2 separate regions of the Homo sapiens genome follow, and region 1 is linked to region 2. A link is a contact called in ENCODE Hi-C or POLR2A ChIA-PET data. All regions are on one chromosome and are shown on one strand. The core of a region is the stretch at or near the end of the contact, and the rest is flanking DNA. Distances in the headings are between cores, read along the strand shown. Region 1 has its middle 670 kb from the start of MEAT6. Region 2 has its middle 690 kb from the start of QKI.

Region 1 (5,850 bases), core at 2,033-4,532, 42 kb before region 2:
ATATTAACCTTCGGTCAGATGCATTGTTTGCAAATATTTTCTCCCATTCTGTAGGTTGTGTTTCACTTATTTCTTTGGCTCTGCAGAAGCTTTTTAGTATAATTAAGTTCCACTTGTTTATTTTTGGTTTTGTTACTTTTTTTTGAGGACTTGGACATAAATTCTTTGCCTAGACTAATGACTGAAAAAATTTCTCATAGGTTTTCTTCTGGTATTTTTATAGTTTTGGGCCTTACATTTAAGTCTTTAATTAATCCACCTAGAGTTAATTTTTGTGTATGTTGAGAGAGAGAGGGGTCCAATTTCATTCTTCTGCATATGGCTTTCCAATTTTCCCAGCACCATTTATTGACTAGAGTATCCTTTCCCTAGTGTATATTTTTGTTGACATTGTCAAAAATCAGTTGGTTGTAGGCATGTGGCTTTATTTCTGGGCTCTCCATTCTGTTCCGTTGGTCTATGTATCTATTTTTATACCATGCCATGCTATTTTTGTCTTTGTTCACTGACTACCTGATCTTATACTTTAGGAAACCCTACACACTCCTCCAGAAGACTCCTCTATTTGAATAAAGACTTTAGCAAAGTTTCAGGATTCAAAATCCATGTGTAAAATTCAGCAGCATTTCTATACAACAATAATGTTCAAGCTGAGAACCAAATCAAGAACTCAATCCTATTTATAATGGCAATAAAAATCCAATAAAATACCTAGGAATACATTTAACCAAGGACGCTAAAGATCTCTACAAAGAGAACTACAAAACACTGGTGAAAGACATAATAGATAACACAAACAAATGGAAAAATATCCCATGCTCATGGATCAGAAGAATCAACATCGTTAAAATGGCCATACCGACAAAAGTAATCTACAGAGTCAATGTAACTCCTATCAAATTACCAATATCATTCTTCACAGAATTAGAAAAAACAACCCTAAAATTCATATGGAACCAAAAAAACCACAGCCTCAATAGCCAAAGCAATTCTGAGCAAAAAGAATAAAAGCATCAGGTATTATATTACCTGACTTCAAATTATACAACTAAAGGAATTTGATTGTGTCTCCTTCTCTAAAGAACATACATAGTAAACAAATGTATAGGTTCTCTAACACTCTACCAATATGAAACTATCAGTCTTAAGTTATAATTGTTTGACTTTCTTTTTAAACCCAAATCATTTAATTCATTTAGATTGAAAATCCTATTTATCACTTTAAAAAATACCTCCTTTCAGTTTTCTTTAGTGGTACACTATACTCTTAGAAAATAGTGAACCCTAACCTCAAGTAGAGAGGAGCACAAGGAGATGACAATTTAAAAACTAATAATAAATAAAACCCTCTGCTCCTGTGTGGGAAGCCAGGAAGAACTGCACAAGAGCTTCCATTGAGAAGATACCCTTTGCACTTTAAAAAAAATGCTGCAAAATGCTTATCTGCAGGTGAAGGAAGAAAATCGAGTGATATAATTTTCTTTCAAATTAATGGCAAGTAAAGGCTTTCTGTTTCTATACAGATTTGACTTCTCCTTGAAAATATGTAGCCAATAGCAGGAAGACAAGGAGGCGGGGAGTTATAGACAGCCCAGTTTGAGATTCGGTGCAAGTCAGGGTTTGCAAGATTTTCTGGCAGAGCTTGAAACACCATTTATACCCAGTGTGACACAAGTACAAGTTTCACTGAAAATATAGTGTCAGTAATCAACAGTGAAATATTAAATTATGGCTTGGGGCTGAGCAGGGACTCTTTATCAATTTTATTACTTTGGGAAATGTACATACACACACATTAATATTTCGCAGGCCCTTCTCCAAAAAAATGTCCAGCAATGAGAAATATGTAAGATCAAAAAATAACTTTGACACAAGGATATTTCTGGACAACAGAATCAACCTAACATTTTCTAACCTGCCATTAAGGTGTGGTTCATTCATCTACATTAGAAATAAGAGCTTGGATAATGAGATATTCCCTCAATGAGATGTGAACTGAGTAAATCTCATTCAAGATGTAATTTGAATGTAATGTCTTGTCCCTAAAATAAACTAAGCATTGTAAAAAGTTTAATGGTACACAGTGAATCAGGAAAACGCAGAAAGTGCCAAAAAAATGTTTATTCCCAACAAAAGCATCTCTCTATTTACTGTGACATGTTGTCAGAAGAGCTGAGCTCATTATGATATTTCCGTGTATGATCACAACACGGGCTTTCTCTCAACTTGCTGAGCTAGTCCTGATTGCTCTTTTGCATCAGTTTTTAAACCATTTTACCAAGTATCCATGCTTCAAAGTCAACACTTCCATGTTTAAGAGGGATCTAGCTTCTCCTGGCACAAAGTTTGGTATTTTAAAAGAAGGGACTTTATTATCCAAGGCAGAGATTCCTGAAGAACAGGTCTAGTACCATCATTTGAACAGAAAAACTCATCATCCTTCTGTGGGTGGGGTGAGCCACATGCCTTGTGGTTTCACTTAATTACTGTGCAGGAATTGTGCTCTGGGGCCAAGCTACGGGTGCATTTTGCTTTTCGTTGCAATCTTAACAGGAAATAAAGTCTGTGGACCTAAAAAATTGTGCCCGCCATTAATGAGCTCTATCTATGTCTCACAGAGGCAAGCCATGCAAACACTGGGTATCATTGAGGTACAGGGGATTTTTCACTGTGAGTACACGGTCATGATTAAGTGGGCAGGCTTTGGAATCTTTGGATTTGAATCTCAGGGCCACCACTTACTACATGCATGTGGATAGGTCTATCAACTTTTAGGATTTTAATTTTCTTACCTATAAAATGAGGCTTATATACCTACATATAGCAGGGCTATATAAATGAAAGAAAATGATGTATTTAAAGTAGCTAGTACTGTGATTATTATATGATTCTCAATACATGATGATCAATTTTTATTATTAAAATGCGCCCAAGATAAATTTGCATATTTTCAATAATAACTTGGAAGCCAAGTGTGTGTTTGTATATAAAATATACTTTAACAAGAAATCTTTCATAATTCAGAGATCATAATAAATTTTGATAGATATTATCAATCTTTCAAGTAGGAGGTGCTTGTCTATTCCGTTTTACAGATGGAGAACCTGAAGCACAAAAAGTGAATTTCCTGATATCACAAAAGAAAGTTTTCTTTTAGTGTTTTTAATAATAAAATGAGGTCCAAGGTTGAAGTTAAAGAACGTGTTAAGTTGTATCACAACCAAAGCAGACACACCGGTTTTGACCTGCGCTAGTTCAGTCCCTGCTTCGCTGAAAGGGTCGGCCTCCTCTTTTGAAGACAGGCGTTGCTTCGGATTTGCAAAGATTCAGAAACAGTCAAGGACAGCGCCTTCCTGAAAAACAGCCGCAGCATTTAGCGCCAGATTGTGAAGACAGAGGAGGAAAATTACCTTTAGCAAACCTAACTATCTGCATGACATTCTGCATGCATAAACAGATAAACTGTTAGTTGAGAAACCAGAGTTTCTTCTAACAAATGAATTAATATAGCTGTTTAATTCGTCTCCTTGTTCTATAAATACAAGCAGCTATGAAGAATGTGTCCAGTGTCTGCCGTGGTGGCTTCTGTGTGCGCGTGTGTTCTTTCTCATGCGCTTCCTTGGTGGCAGGGTGCCCGGGGACTGTGGAGGGACATCCTGACTGCCTCCCACTTCTCCTCCCCAGAACGCTTCACTGTTTCTGCTGAAATCCCTCTATTTAAAGGTGAGATAATCAGCTTTTGTTCCATTGGCTTGGATTAAAGACAACCTCTGAGCTAAAAACAAAGCTAGCCCTAGGCTGGGGGGCGGTCAGCCTCTGTATTTGCTAGCAAAGAAAAGGACTTTTTTAAAATTCTTTTTCCAGGACTGAAAATTCTCATGCCCTAGAAACCACAGAAGTAGAACTTCAAGTGTTTCCCAAAGACAAATATCCCTATTAAGAAGGGGACAGGACTTTGGCAGCCATCTGCAAACTGTGGCGGGCAATTTGGCTCCAGCAGCCATCCTGCCTTGTAAAGAGAGAGCAAACAATCCCTTTGTCCACAGCCCCTGGGCTTGCCTGGGCACCCCAGGCAGGAAGTGCTCTTTCAGCCCCCACTCTCCCTTCCATCAAAGCCTTCTTTTTCAACATAGTGCTTTCCTGATCATATTATCTGACTGCTCTAGTGAAACAGCCTTCCCTGTCCACCGCAAGGAGGAATACCGAGCCGTGGCAAGACCACCTCCATGCTCTGCCCTCAAAGAGCAAAGGGCCAGACACCAGCATGGATGGCTCGTAACTGGGGTGTGTGTATAGAGAAGGTGCCCAAGGGTGAAAGGAGCTAATAGTGAGTAGAACTAGTACAAATTGGATTTAACCTCACACAAAGCCATTGAAAATATCATGGTTGTATGAAATCTCTGCAGTTTTTACACATTCCCTAAAATATAAAATGAAAAAACTGGTGAGATGATTGGATGACCTCAAACTTTCCAGTTCATCTCTGTCTTTACATGTGAATTGTATTCAATTCCTTCCTTCTGTGTTAAAAGAAGCCTGGAAAGCCCTCCACACCCTGGTGGACAGGGTGGATGGTCTTCCCACGGAGACAGCTGACAGCCACCCCACCAGCCAGGCTCTGCCACCCTAGAAAGAGGGCCTGGAAATGTGCAGGTCTGGGTTTCTTGATTTCCCCACTCCTAAGCAAAAGGGAAAGAGAGGGAAAGGTCTATAAAATGTCTTAACAAAAGAAGCATGTAGGCATTTCCATTTCACAAAGCGTGTTCAACAAATGCACTCACTGCTGATTAGCACTGGAGGCGCGCTTTTCCGAAGTCCTTTTTGCCACCAGATCTTCTTTATCCTGGGAAGCCGGACACTGCTGATTGTCAAACGCTGCTAAGTACCCAGATTAAGACCTCTCCCCATTTACCAGTTCCTATGAAGCTGCTGATTGTGGCAAGCCCTCCTCTGCCACTGCTGTCATCCCGCAGCAGGACTTTCTTAAGGAAAACAAGCTCTCCATTCTGCACTCTGCCGCATTCAAAAATAGGATTTCAAGCCTTCCCCTTCCCCAGATTCCTGTAATCCTCATTCAGCTGCCCTTGCATCTGTGTCTGAGTCTGAACCAGGAACACTAAGATTCTCCTTCATTCAATCTTCTTCCGTTTTTCTAACTCTGTTGGAGGAAAAAATGCAATACACCCAGCTATGAAGACAGAGAAAGACAGAAAGAGACATAGAGAGACTGAGAGACAGACAGAACCCACAGACATGGCACACATTTCTATTAACGTCATAGTCATAGTCTAATAGCTTAACCTTTCTATTTTACCAAATGATCATTGTTTTTACCAAACCATCGTAGACCCTATATCTAATTAAATATAAATTAAATCTAAACAACAGACCAACAGGCTGTAGAATAAGATTTCTATGGTTTTAAGCTTTTAAACTAGCGTATCTCAAAGTGCTAAAATGCCATTGTGAAGCCATGTAGAGTGTATGCAACAGATTTTTATCTACCTTGCATGAGTACTATGTTTTTCTTGTTTTTGTTTTCGTTTTTTTGAGACAGAGTCTCACTCTGTCACCCAGGCTGGAGTGCAGTGGCACAATCTCGGCTCACTGCAACCTCTGCCTCCCGGGTTCAAGCTATTCTCCTGTTTCAGCCTCCCGATAGCTGGGATTACAGGTGCCCACCATCACGCCCGGCTAATTTTTGTATTTTTAGTAGAGATGGGGTTTCATCATGTTGGCCAGGCTGGTCTCAAACTCCTGACCTCAGGTGATTCGCCCACCTCGGGCTCTCAAAGTGATGGGATTACAGGCTTGAGCCACTGTGCCCAGCCATGAGTACTGTTTTTAACC
Region 2 (5,803 bases), core at 230-2,729:
CAGCTGCTCTGGAAGAGCTTCTGCGAGCCACTGTCTGCTCCTCCTCTCAACATTGTCTGCCCAAACGTGGGTCTCAAACCTACATCTTAGTTCGCCAGCAGCCACCAGTGGAAAGATGGGCCCGAGCGCCGCATGCTGTTGGAGATGGAGCTGTCAGTTGAGTAAATCCCAAAGCCCACCAAGTGAGGGTGGCCAGTTTCCTTGCTGTTGAAGCCCCTTTGGTTGGGCTCTCTGCCACTCAGAGGCAGCAGCTTCGTAAGATGTAATGATCATTTATCTACCCACGAGAGTGCATCAGAGAGATAGAACTTAATTTGCATTTGTCATATATTTTCTTGTATATTCAATAATGTATAATATTTTTAAATAAGCTTTATTTTTCCAAATCTTTTTCTATATTCGTGTCTGAAAGCAGACAACTTTAACGTTTCATCGTTATGTTTGCGATTATGACTGTCGAAACAAACTCATATCACAGGGTCTTTTGTAAGACAGACAACACGGTCAGGAGCGCAGTCCTGCATGCCGCACTGGCCTCCTCTCCTACTCACTTACAACCAGGACAACCTCCAGGACCTGTCTACACCTCTGCTGCTCCAGCTGTCACATGGGACTAATAATGTGGACGCCACAGTGTTCTGTGAGATTAGGTAAACTGATGCTCACACAGAGTTTCTCCAGTGCCTGGTGGGTAGTGAAAGAGCCACATGTATCATTATCACCATTGCTGCTGCCGTTGATATGAACCAAAGAGGAAGAAAAAGTGAAGAGTTGGCCCCTTCCCATGAGCGATCATCTAGATAGGGAGATAGATCATTGTTTTCATAAGATAAAAGATGCAAAAACACATGAATTGCAAACTTCGAGGGATTAAAGTGGAAGCCTCCACAAAGGGCCACGATGAGGACCTCGTGGTGAGATGGACAGAGACGCTCCTGGGAGAGGACGAACTGGGTTTACGAAGACTCTAGAAGAACCTAGAGCCTATGAAGGGTTCAGCCTTTAAATTATCCAGAGGGCAGCTTTTCACATTTTCTGAACAAAGCAGGGACAAAAACAAACAAAGTGTTTCAAGAAAATTTAGTTTAATTTTGACGCAGGTGAGGGCACAGAATCCAGAAGGCAAAGAGACCATTAAAGAGACGTCTTCAATGTCCAGGCTGGAAGGACAAGCTCGGTGGACTGGGGCTTGAATACAGCAATGATGATGATGGTAAAACTACCTCTAATTTCTCTCCCCCCTACTTATCCTCAACTAAAAACTAGCATTTTTCACTCCCAAGACTAGATAAAACACAAAAATTGAGAAAATGTTTAATAATGTAATTCTTTTTTAAAAAAAATAAAGTCGGTCAAAGCTCTTCCAACCACAAGAGGGCGTTCCTGGACCCAGCAGTGGAGCCGGGATTGCCCCGGGCATGGACGGAACTTGCACCAGGGCTGCCCACAGGTCACTTGTGCAAGTGGTTACCTGGGTAGTTACAGAAAGGAAACAGTGTCTGGCATTCACCTGCGCTTTGTGACATCATAGAATCTTAAAATCAAGGAGAGCAGCCTTGAGCTCTTATCAAACCTAAGAACATGTAGACTTATGAGAAGCAATTCAGGATTGGGACTTTTTTTGAGTGACTGCCAGGTGTAGGCAAAGCCAGAAAGCCCTGGCAACCCAAAACTGAAGGATCTGGGGCTTTCTTCCTGCAAGCTCTGCTCAGCGAGGGGCTTGTGCTCCTACAAGCTCTTTGCTACATAAGTCAAGCCAAACTTCCATTTCCCGACATGACATGGCCAAATAAGAGAAGGCCAGGTTACCAGAGATTAAAAATAGGACGTTGCTGCAGAGTCCTGGGACCGGCTGGCAAATGACACAGGAACTTTGGGAGCGCATGGACTCAGGCCAAGCGGCCGTCCTCACCCTCGGCCACCTCAGGGCAGGGACGAAGAGTAAGGTTCGCAGGAGTCCTGCCAGGAAAGGGCTGGGAGTCAGGGAAGGGTGGAGAAATCGCTTTCCTATGAGTCAAGGGACAACAGCTGTCACTGCAAAGGGGAGAAGAGCTGGAAAACTGGATCCAACCTTTCATAGAGCAGTGGCAGCTGAGTCGCAACAAACAAGCAGAAACACGAGGCCCTTAAAAAATACAGTAATTCAGGCGACATCAAAGCGGTGATTAGCACAGCTTCCTGGCGGTCTCTTTCTGTTTATTTATGGCACATTACACATTTTCATGCTATTTTCATAAGGTGTTTCTGCTGCCACAGTTCCATATTTGGGTGACAGAGTGTCTGAGACGTACCACAACTATTGGGCAACTCACCCCCAGCCACACTCGAAGTCAATGGCAACCACAAAAACAACAACCTCCCAAAAAAAGAGAAGCAAAAGAGAAAGTGTTCCAAGTGCTTCTTCCAGCAGCACGGGGACGCCCCTCCTCTGGAAGGAGAAGCAAGTGCATGGCCCTGTTGAGAGGGAGGGTGAGGTGGGGTGCAGGGGCAAACTTCGTCTTGATTCATGTTTGTAGACGGGGGAGATCAATGCCGGATTCTCACTGACATCCTGCTTTTCTTGTACCACACAGCCCAGCCTTTGATGGTGGGGATTAGTCCCAAAATTCTGGAGTTCACCACTCCTCCCGCTACACTGGCTTTATTTCAAATCTCTGTTGGTCCATGTCAACATCAGCGATGGGAGTTGAAAGAAGTAAAACAGTGACTCGTGCATTTTTCATTCTTCTCTTTGCTTCTTTCTTTTATAAAAGGTCAGGAGGATGATGAAAAGGAGACCTTTAGGAAGCAACTGCGACGTTCCATCTCATATCCACTAAAGGAGGTGCATTTCCGATTCAGACAAATTTAGTAACCATTTCCTCCAAGTCTGACTGCTCTTTACAATTAGGCTCCTGGAAAAATACATGTTGGTGTGTTTACAACATGGGAAAAATATGTCATCTCAGCATTCAGTGATAAAGCAGGTATAGGTCCCAACAGAAGCGAGGGTCAGGACAGGCAACGGGAAACATGTGCTCGCTGCTGGGTCCCAGGACTGAGTGACTCAGGAAAGCTGCTCAGACTTATCAGCTCTGATCCCTGGGACTTCAGGCTTCAAGAGATGTGGTTTGACGGGTGAGCTGAATATTCAACATGTCATCACAAGCACCAAATTCAGTGTCACCACTACTATTGGAAGCATTGACTCCCCAGCTCCTCACCATTACATTTTACTTTTCTAAAACATTGGCAACTGACAAGCTTTGGAAACCATCATTGTGTGTTTTTCTCCACCCCACCATTTATAGCCAGTGTCCCCACTTTTAGGTCTGAGACCACTGCCCAGTGGGCCTTTCCCCAAGGTGGGGGATCTAAGGACCCTTGGATTAATCCCAGGCTTTGTCTCCCACAAAAGCTTCCAAGACCAGTGCCAACATTCTTGGTGGACACCTGTTCTCTAAGAGCTGGGCTTGAGCCCAAAATGCATCCACACAGGCCACTTAAAAGCCATCCCAAGTTAACTTGGGTCAGAATTTAATCAGCCGTCTACAAATAAAGTCCATCCCATGACTCCACTCTGCAGGCATTCAGTTCTCTACAGCCTCTTATTTCCAGCCATTGCATCAGCCACAAACACACGGTGAGTTGGTGCTTGGCGAATCAGGTCCCAGCAAGACCACACCACCTTTTTCTAAATCTCCAAAGCCAAATTAGTTTGACTTTGGCGAGATCTTGAAGCACAAACATGTTGAAGCAAGAGTTCACGGAAGTGTACGTTTTTGGGTGCTGTCTTCATTCTAATAATAATAGCTAACATTTATTGAATGTCAGGTAATGGCAGTTCCAGGTAATATCTCAGTTAACCCTCCCAGGAGATCTCAGGCAGGTACATTTTTCAGATGAAGACACTGAGGAGCACATGTTTAATAACTTGCTGAGAACCACATGAGAAGTCAACAGCAGGGCCAGCCCCTGAGCGCAGGTAGACTAGATCAACAGCTCACGCTCTTAGCCACCCCACTGTGCTCCTTCCCAGGTGCGAGTCCACTTAACCTAACAAACAACCCGTAAGTGCTGTTTTAGAAATATCAGAAAATCCCTATTTCTTTGATTACAGAAATAGAATTTAAGCAAAAATGTAAAATGAAGGAATTCGTAATTCTCAGCAAAAGTCAGGTCAGTCAAATGCCCCGATATGCCTTCTTCAATTTTGAGACTGTGGTTGCTGTTTCGGTTTATTTCATCGGTGGTGGTGGTGTTTCTCAGGGTCGTTTGAGAATTGTAGGGATGAAAATTTGCAAAACAATTTCTGGGACATGAAAGACAAGAGCTGGGGGTGGGGGTGCTCCGGTGCGGCTCCAGCCCCGGTGCAGGAGTTGTCTGCCCCTTTACCTTGGGCTGCCAGGCAGGCCAGCAAAGCCAAGAAACCCCAAATGCAGTCTTCAAGGCAGAAGCCTGGGGTCAGGGCACTGGCAGGAAATTGAACCTGAAGGCAGAGAAGAGCAAAACCCCTTCTCCAGGGCTTGCAGGCCTCCCTGGTGCACGGTGCCTTTGGGATAAGACACTGGTACCTGTCAGGATGCTCCCAGGGCCCCTGGAACTTAAGAGAGACTCCAGACCTCAGCCACACCAGGGCTTAGGAAGCAAAATTCAGGATGGGGTCCACGCACCACTAGAGGGAGCCAGGGGCACGGGTGTCCACATGTCTTAGGGCCCCCAGATCCGAGGAAGGACTGAGGAGCCCCCACAACAGCTGTAGTCGCACGTTTGCACGTTCACACACAGCACAGCCACCCCTGCAGCATCCTCAGACACAGCGGAGAGGGACATGTCCGGAGGCACCGACTCCTCCTGGACCCCGCAGCCCCGATGCAGGGCAGCCACACAGAGCCACACGTGGCCGAGCACCCAGGGAGGGGCCCCACGGGCCGCCAGAACCACCAGGGCCGTTCTCAAAGAAGTGGAGGTAGGTATTTAGGTGAGAGACCCACGTGGTGGCAGCAGGGTAGTTGGTGACGTTGGCTTAATAATTTTGCCACACCTGGGCCGGCCACTGGAGAATCACAAAGCTCCAGTGCTGGGCTTCTCCAAGAAGCAGGCGGCTCTCAATGGAGGGAATCTTTTAATTATACTCATCGAAATTAGCAGTGCCTCTGGCCGGGGCAGCATGATGAGTGCAGTTTGGAGTCCTAGCTCGCAGAATGTTAGCACAAGAAGGACCCCAGGGGTCACAGAGTTCAGCTCCTCAGCCCCTGCACCACTCACGCTTCCCATAAGGGAAAAGTGCCGACTCCACTTCTGAAGGCTTCATGATCCAGGATAGCCATCTATGTAGTCAAAGAAAAACTAAACCTCAACTCAAAACCAAATCGACAGCATCGACTCACCACGGCCCCAAACGAGTTCTACTTCTGCCTGCCGATGACAGACCGCCTCCCCGCCAAACCCCGCCCGGCAACCATGAGAAAGACTCCAACGCTTTGCATCCCTGACAGACAGCATCAACTTCCACAGCAGCCAGGTTCTTCCCCACCTGATCCAGAGGAACAGCGAGAACTAGAGCCCCTGATAAGAACTCGGAGGAAAAATATCCCTGCTCCTTCTCGGTATCTTCATAAAGAACTGCATATGCTATTCTGGACGTAAAAATCTATTACCAGACATGTTCTAAATACGGATCCGTGTGAATGTATAGATTAGACTAAGCACACAACAGAAAAACAAGCTGGTTGTTCATCCCCTCCCCTCCCGCTGCAGGAATCTGGCTTGAGATAAAGGTTTGATCTTTTAGCAGTAACATTCTCTGAGTCCAACTGAGTGC

What was found. Hi-C counts contacts between places; a loop is a spot of excess contacts on that map. ChIA-PET counts read pairs that join two places held with the same protein, here RNA polymerase II (POLR2A). Pooled maps may share reads with other maps.
Region 1: a map of heart right ventricle shows a loop between it and region 2 (2.8-fold over the local background). The contact joins two enhancer-like sites. A Hi-C loop is called at or near these places in 4 of 168 maps with a recorded cell type or tissue (Right ventricle myocardium inferior, cardiac septum and heart right ventricle) and 5 of 50 pooled maps. POLR2A ChIA-PET finds 5 or more read pairs at or near these places in 4 of 52 experiments (T-cell, WTC11, activated CD4-positive, alpha-beta T cell and 1 more).

Annotation. Positions count from the first base shown.
Region 1 is chr6:164,149,430-164,155,279 of GRCh38, reverse strand. No RefSeq gene overlaps it. Among named protein-coding and RNA genes, the nearest start is that of MEAT6, 670 kb to the left of the region's middle. Within about 2 kb of position 3,282, at least 7 of the 41 ENCODE cell types and tissues checked have a DNase peak (open chromatin) inside an H3K27ac peak, as active enhancers do; they include heart right ventricle, where a contact is called at or near this core.
Region 2 is chr6:164,105,532-164,111,334 of GRCh38, reverse strand. No RefSeq gene overlaps it. Among named protein-coding and RNA genes, the nearest start is that of QKI, 690 kb to the right of the region's middle. RefSeq lists an enhancer at 2,924-3,218. Within about 2 kb of position 1,479, at least 12 of the 41 ENCODE cell types and tissues checked have a DNase peak (open chromatin) inside an H3K27ac peak, as active enhancers do; they include heart right ventricle, where a contact is called at or near this core.